2 separate regions of the Homo sapiens genome follow, and region 1 is linked to region 2. A link is a contact called in ENCODE Hi-C or POLR2A ChIA-PET data. All regions are on one chromosome and are shown on one strand. The core of a region is the stretch at or near the end of the contact, and the rest is flanking DNA. Distances in the headings are between cores, read along the strand shown.

Region 1 (3,820 bases), core at 846-3,345, 640 kb before region 2:
AGGGCAGGTGTCCCGAGACCTCCCTCCCTGGGACCCCAGCCACCTCCCCCACAGCCTGCCCATTCTCCATCCCCCCTCCCTGTAAGCCAGGCTCCAAAGCCAGTCATAACAAGGCACAAGAAAGGAAAGCGGAGAAAAGGAAAAACGTGTATCTTGGCCTCAACACAAACCTAGAGACGATTCACTTCCAAACCACTGAAAACAAGGACGTGCCAGGGCTCTGATGCAAGGGTCTGATGCCGTGCGCTCACTCCTGGCCTTGCAGAAAGGGGTCTCTGTTGGGGGTGGGGGTGAGAATGGGGAGCGACAAGGGAGGAGACAGTCCCCCCACTCCGAAGCAGGGCTGAAAGTTGAGCCCCCATAGGGCTTCCCACATGGAGCAGGCACAGGGGAGGAAGTGGCTGTCTGGAGGGCAGACTGTCAGGCAGCCTTTGCCAGTCCTGGCCCCTCTTCCCCCTCCTCAGCCCTCCATGCAACCCCAGCCTCTCCCAGAGGGCCTGACTGTGGTTTTTCCTGTTAACTCCGCCTGTTCTTCTTCTGCGGCCTTTGAAGCTCAGCTCTTTCCTTCCATGCTGTAACCTCAAATCCCGGCCCCTCCGCTTCCTTCGGTGGGGGATTGTCCTTTCTTTCCAGGTCCCTGCATCCTTGTCCAGGAGCAGCCATCAGTGTGGAGCTGGGGCTTGGAGATCTTGCTCCCCGCTGCCTCTAGGGCTCAGGGGCATGGCTGCCGACCACACAGGGGCAGGTGGGTATGTGTGCTCCCTGCAGGAGGACAGGTCTGGCATGAGTCAGATGCCTGCTACTGTGGTCTGTGGGACTTGGAGGGGTGTCCCTGACACTGAGCAGCTCCTTTCTTCTCACACAGTTCTGGAAAAGCCCATGAGGGTGGGGCAATTGCTGCTTGGAGATTGTCTCTTACGAGGGAAGAGGAGGAAGGATTCATGCATTCCTTCACTCACTCACTCATTTACTCCTTGATCATTTCAGCACTGAGTGGGCACCTGCACTGTTCCGGTCTCTTTCCATAGATTGAGAGGTGGGCTCTTCCAGATTGACAGATGGGCTTGACATAGTCTCAGGCTCTGTGCACGGGGCTCCTGGGGCAGCTCAGAGCTGCAGTGCAATCAGGTTATACCCCATAAGGAGAAGCTGCCTGGGACCTTGACCCCTGGCCAGCAGAACAGCTGCTGCAGCTGTCACTGATTACCGAGCCTGCGTGGGCCTCGGGGTCGAGTGTCATTTGTCACTCCGGAGAGGACATACTGATGCCTCTCACAGCTTGTGGAGGAAACGTGCAGGCCCGTGGGGTTTCATAGGCTAGCGAGGGCCCTGCAGGCATGACCCAGGCCAGGAGCGGCTTTCTCAGTCTGTCCGTGAGGCCCTGGTCCAGGGAGCCTTCCAGGGCCCGGGCATGTGGCCACCCACTTTCTCAACCTCCTTCCTGAACAAGACACACTTTTTAAGGCTCAGTCTGGAGCTGACCTTCTCCCTGTGATACTTGGTGATGAGAAGTCTTTCCACCTCCCGAGCCTTGCCCTTTTTGGGGGCATGAGATCCTGGGATGTTATTAACCCTCTGAGGCTCGGTTCCTCATCAGCAGCTTGGGAATCATTGTAGTTCCTACCTCCAAAATTCTTAAAAGGCCTGTTGTTATCATTCAACTCTCCAGACAGTTTAAAAGAAAAGTGCTGGAGAAACAGATCATGATAACAGCACATTTTATTGTAGTCTTCTGACGAGCCATGTAGTGAGGTACACCCACTACTTTCTAGGTGTAGAGAGTAGAGAAATCCGCTCAATCCTGAGTTTGATAATGAGGAAAGAGGCCCGGAGAAATTAAGAAATGCATATAAGGGCACACACTGTTAAACAGTAGAGCTGGGATTGCCACCTAGATGTTGGATGATGGAACCCACGCTTAACCACTACCCTGTCCCACCTCCCAGCGAGGGGAAGAGAAACAGCCACAGAGCCTCTGCCTTCTTTTAAAGCACATGGCTTCACCTTCAGAGTGGAATGCTGAGCCCTGCCTGGGCTTGCCCTGCGGCGTTTGGGCGAGGAGCTGAGGTCCTTGCAAAGAGTGGTGTGGTTGGTGCATGGTTGCGTGTGCACTGCCCAGATGCAGAGTGTGGACTTTGCTCAGAAGCACAGCATCTGTGAAGCTTTCGGAAATTATCCCTCTGGCTCCAGCCCTTTCTAGAGATCTCCACGCACATCTCTGCATGAAGGTTTCAGAGTCACTGGATTTCCCAGGGCCTTCTCTTTGCTAGGAATGTCTGAGACGCGCTCTGCAAGATGAGTTGGCAGCATCTCTGTGCCTCTGGTTTTGCCAGGCTCCACCAACATCCCGCTAAGAACTCTTCACCCTCAAGGTAAAACCCAAACTCCTTAGCACAGTATTCAAGGGCCTGCTTCCCTGCCTACCTGCCCGCCTGCCTACCTGCTTACTTGCTCACCTGCCTACCTGCTTACTTGCTCACCTGCTTACCCGCTTGCCCGCCATACTTACCTGTCCAGCTCATCTTCCCCGGCCCTCCTGCTGCTGTTCTGCGTGGGAACTGCCGCTCTCCCATCTTCTCCAGCCAGCCCTCCTCTCTACTGCCGCATCCGCGGCCCTTCACTGTCCTCACGACTGATGCATCCACCCTGGTCCACCTGCCCCAGATGCTCCTTAGGGCAGCAGCCCCGCTGAAGCATCTTCACATTCCCATAGAAAACTGTGGGATGCCAGACAGGGACAAGCACCTCCAAGATGAGGGGATCAGAACTAGAAATGAAAAGGGATTTGTCGTTCATCACCAAGAAAACCAACACGAGAGGCGGGATTGGAACCCTGTCCCATGGCATCTGGGGTCGATTTGTTTAGGGGGCCACGGGGCTTTTTCTCCCATGTCCACCTTAGTGCACTGAGGGGAACCCCAGTGAAGGCCAATGAGGGAAACCACACATCACTGAGGGCCGACGGAGGCCCCCAAAGCTCAGATCGCTGTGCTCGCCAGTAGGTAAGCATCCCCTGTGAAGAAAGCCTACCTTCTCTCTCCCTCCCCAGATCCCCATATCCAGACAGAGTGAGGAAATGCATAAAAACAAAACACAAAACACACTCCTTCCCCAGGTCCCCAGACACCCTTAACACAGCTATCTGCAGGATTGAATGATTGCTGGGACCACACAATTTACACTTGGCTCTCGTGGTCCGGAGGGGAGGACTGCGCCAGCATGAGAAGACCAGAGAGCAAGTAAATGGAAATTTGGCGAGATCCTGTGGCTGCTGTTGGTGGCTGCAGCCAGACAGGAAAACTGAGATGGTGTGAGCAGAAAGGGCTGGAAGGAGTTGGCTTTTTCCAAGAAATTACAGCGGAATCTTCTTCCAAGAGGCTGGGGGCCTCTGCAGACATGATCTCATTACTTACCCCCCAAATCCCCCAGCTTCCCTACGGACCAAGGACCAGGGGTCTCTGCCCAGTCCTAGCTCCAAGGAAACTCACACTTGGCAGATTTTCCTAATCGGAGCTGGCCTTGAAGTTTGCTCACTGATAATCACCAGAAAGTCACCCCAACAATGGGTGATGCCAGAGTGTCCTCAAGCTTCAAGGGTCCGTAAAAACACTTGACTCCCCCAGGACAAAAATGACTGGGGGAAACATGCAGTTCTTCAAAGAGAACGGTTTCATTCTGTACCAAAGGGTGTCTTAATTTGCCTTGGCAAGAGAGGCAGCACCGTGTTGTGGGTGGACAGCACTCGGGGGGTGGACGGCACTCGGGGGGTGGGCGGCACTCGGGGGGGTGGGCGGCACTCGGGGGGGTGGGCGGCACTCGG
Region 2 (3,882 bases), core at 963-3,462:
GATGTAAACCTGGCACTGTTAGCAGAGCATTACAGGAATGAAAGGAATGAAAACTGCCTTGCCAACTCCATGCGTGCTGGGTGAAGCTCGCTGCCACCCATTACTTCCCACTCCCTTTGTGAACTCTTCTGTGCAGCAGAGGCAGTTAAACTCTCCTCTGGAACATTACCCCAGCAGCCTGAGAACCACCCCTTAGCCCTCACAGGGGCTGCAGCCTGCCTCATCCAAGGACAGTTAGAGTGCAGACCCACCTAACCCTAGACCCACTGGTGGTACCCATCCACCCATCCTGGTAGCTTAACACAAAGATACACTTTTAGGAGCTTCATACCCCCCCTTTCCCCATTGCCTGAGAAACCACTTTCCCTGGGCAACTTAGGGCAAGCTCAAATCCCACTGCTACCACCACAGCTGGTGCTCTTTTGCAAGTGCCACCTCCTAGCTGGAGACCAACCAGCACAGTCCACACAGCACCTCAAGGAATACATAGAACTGTTCCCAGGAAGGAGAAAATGCCTGCATGAGCTCAGCTATTACCACTGCGTATCACATCCTGGCCAATCAGAGGTCTTGAGTCGGTCCGCATGACAAGTTCACCGCTCACATAACCAGTGTTCAAGAAAGCCAGCACACTGAGCCTACCTACATCCAAGGCATCTCCGAGTCTACGTTGCTCCCCGCTACCTCAATCAGAGCTGGTGCTGGTGTCCACTGCTGGGAGACTTGACGACAGGTCACATCACTGGATCCTTTGCAAACAAATCCAGCACCAGCCTGGAGTCTGGGAGCCCACTGGGCGGCTAGGCCCAGAAGAGCAGTAGCAATCACTGTAGTCCAGCTCTCTCGAAGTCCCATTTTGAGGGTAGGGAAAAGAGTACCACATAAGGGAACACCAGTGGGACAGAAAAACCTGAATGGCAGCCCTTGAATCCCAGGTCTTTCCACTGTTGGGAAATTTCTTGCAGCAGACAAACAACTGCAGAGCTGGGTGCAGTAGGAAAAGCCTGCCCCTCTGCCCCAACAGGCAGGCAGCTTCTGTGACTGAGAAAGGTCCTGGAGAAGCAGTCCTTGTTCCCCGCTGGTGCACCACTGTAGACACAGCTGGGGCTTATCCCACAGGAGCGCAGAGTGGATGCACCTATAGAGAGCCTTCCTGGAACAATTCATGATGATTGCACCCCCACAGGAGAAGCACTCTCCAGGTGAATGCCATCAGCCTCCTCTCCTTTCTTGGTCCTGGCCAAGAGCTACAATGAGCAGCGTATCAGAGAGAACGTGCAGGTGAGGAGCGGGGCTGTGGGCCTCAGGGCTCCTGCATAGTGTCCTTCAAACATGTGCTTCTTGTAAGGTTCTGAGGACACCCTTGGGCCATCTCCTTTTCCCTGGCATATTCTATGCACAAATGCTTTGTGTTCATCATAAGGGTTTTCCACTTTACCACAGGAAAGACAGCATGGGTGGAGAGAATTAGGATGGGACCCAAACAAGAGATTTGGGTTTCAGCATTGAGTTGACAATTTACCTTGTATCCCTCTGCCAGGGACATCTCCTTTTCTTCATTTTCATAAACAAGGAGTTTAATTAGGTGTTCTTTAGTCTCCAAATCATTGTGAATTTCTTTCTTTTCCATATATACTCACATAGTATATACTTCTTATATTTATTCTCTTAGAGTTTTATCTTTGTGAAGCGCTTGTTAACTCTCTGACTCTTTTATTGGGTTGTTTGTCCTGTTTTTATGCATAGGAGATCATGATTATACTAATACTTTGGGATATAAAGCAAACCCTCTTAACATACAGGCTTTAATACGAAGCCATTTATTTAACTCATATTCCATGTTTAGAAAATTGGCCTGGGCTCCGCCTGAATGTTGCCCAGTCCTTCTGTTCCTGGCTGCGCTCTCATGTGTGTGCAGGGCAGTGAGGCAGCTCTGCTTCAGGATGTCCATGGGGCATCTGTCTGGGTGCCTCCATCTCCTCCGTGCAGTTCTTCATCCTCCAGCCATCCAGCCCAGGCTTCACCTCAGCACAAGTCTCCCAGCAGTGGATACCAGCACCAGCTCTGATTGAGGTGGCAGGGGAGTGACGTAGACTCTGAGACTCCCTGGCTGTAGATAGGCTTAGTGTGCTGGCTTTCTTGAATGCTGGTTATGCGAGCGGTGAACTTGTCATGCGGACCGACTCAAGACCTCTGACTGGTCAGGGTGTGGTACGCAGTGGTAACAGCTGAGCTCATGCAGGCATTTTCTCCTTCCTGGGAACAGTTCTATTTATTCTTCCTTGAGGTGCTGTGTGGACTGTGCTGGTTGGTCTCCAGCTAGGAGGTGGCACTTGCAAAAGAGCACCAGCTGTGGTGGTAGCAGTGGGATTTGAGCTTGCCCTAAGTTGCCCAGGGAAAGTGGTTTCTCAGGCAATGGGGGAAGAGGGGCTATGAAGCTCCTAAAAGTGTATCTTTGTGTTAAGCTACCAGGATGGGTGGATGGGTACCACCAGTGGGTCCAGGGTTAGGTGGGTCTGCACTCTAACTGTCCTTGGATAAGGCAGGCTGCAGCCCCTGTGAGCGCCAAGGGGTGGTTCTCAGGCTGCTGGGGTAATGTTCCAGAGGAGAGTTTAATTGCCTCTGCTGCACAGAAGAGTTCAAAAAAGGGAGTGGGAAGTAGTGGGCCGCTTACAGCTTGCAGTGAGTTCTCAGACAATTGTAGCTGGGCTGTCCAGGGAGGGGGGTGGGGCGCAGCTCTTCTAAGAAGGTCCCCCCAGCATCCCTCCGCCAAGTACTTATTGAAGGGGCTTGTTAAGCCACAAACATCCACTAGATGGCTTTATGAGGTCAGGTCGTGAGACACCTGTGGCCTTGTAAAAGCACTCAAACCGCATTCTCAGGAGACCGTTTTCAGCATTCCTTATCACAGCACACACACCACTCCCTGTCCTGTTTTCAAGGTCAAGGAGTTTCATTCTCAGCACAAATAACATACACACACTGCCTCAGTATTTTTCCATGCCCCGACCTCAAATGCCTGTACGTAATGTTGAATAGCTTGCCGTGCGCCCCCCACAGTGAGCCTCACCCAGCACCTATGCAGTTGGCAAGGCTATTTTCATTCCTTTCATTCATGCAGTGCTCTGCTAACAGTGCCAGGTTTACATCCAGGCAGTCTGCGCACAGAACTCTGACCAGCCTCAGATCATCAGCTTACACGCTGAGATAATAACCATGGCTTTCAGGCCACATCCCTCCCGGTCTGCCCACAAGGCTGGACACCCAGCTTCTGTGCTCATATCTGCCATGCACTTCCAGCTCTCCCCTGTGGATTCTGCTCAAGGCACTTGTCCGCACAGGATCAAAGCCTTCTCTTGTGGCCTGAATTTCCAGATCCCCAGTGGGGATGTATGCTCTGGAGTGAACTCTCTCCCCTCAGAATCTGGGGATGTGATGGTTTTTTCTTATTTCATGGAGTAGGATTGTGCCTGAGACTTCTTCAGAGTGTATGTGAAATTTTTTCATATATCTGTTAAGTCTCTGCATTGGTTCTTGAAAAGAAATTCACAATGTAAATCTCTACACACTAATCTCCAAGTGGGAGAGGCATGCTCACACTGCCTCCCATCTGCCATCTGGTACTTTTCTCCATTTTCTTAGTTCTTGATGAGATCTCATAGTTGACATCTGTTACCTTTTGCTGCCCCTGTACTTGTTTTGTCATTTTGTGATATCTCTGATTTCTTTGAGTAGTTTTTAAAATTATTTCTTGTAGAGATCTTTCCCCTCCCTGGCTAACTATATTACAACATATGATGTTCATTTACTATTCTAACAATCCTAGGGTCCTTAAGATTTAATCTATATCTACTCTGTAAGTGTTCTATAAATAAAGCAAGA

Evidence for each region. Hi-C counts contacts between places; a loop is a spot of excess contacts on that map. ChIA-PET counts read pairs that join two places held with the same protein, here RNA polymerase II (POLR2A). Pooled maps may share reads with other maps.
Region 1: a loop to region 2 is called in a map of PC-9, with 2.8 times the contacts of the local background. The contact joins the promoter of LINC02677 here to the enhancer-like site in region 2. A Hi-C loop is called at or near these places in 1 of 168 maps with a recorded cell type or tissue (PC-9), 1 of 37 single-sample maps with no recorded cell type and 1 of 50 pooled maps. POLR2A ChIA-PET finds 5 or more read pairs at or near these places in 2 of 52 experiments (K562 and PC-9).

The regions. Positions count from the first base shown.
Region 1 is chr10:5,616,483-5,620,302 of GRCh38, reverse strand. LINC02677 (long intergenic non-protein coding RNA 2677) reads left to right here and starts at 2,095. Exons shown (of 2, transcript NR_184032.1): 1 at 2,095-2,372; 2 at 2,903-3,685.
Region 2 is chr10:4,981,206-4,985,087 of GRCh38, reverse strand. AKR1C1 (aldo-keto reductase family 1 member C1) reads right to left here. Exons shown (of 9, transcript NM_001353.6): 9 at 1,805-3,882. Among named protein-coding and RNA genes, the nearest start is that of AKR1C1, 20 kb to the right of the region's middle. Within about 2 kb of position 2,212, at least 11 of the 41 ENCODE cell types and tissues checked have a DNase peak (open chromatin) inside an H3K27ac peak, as active enhancers do; they include PC-9, where a contact is called at or near this core.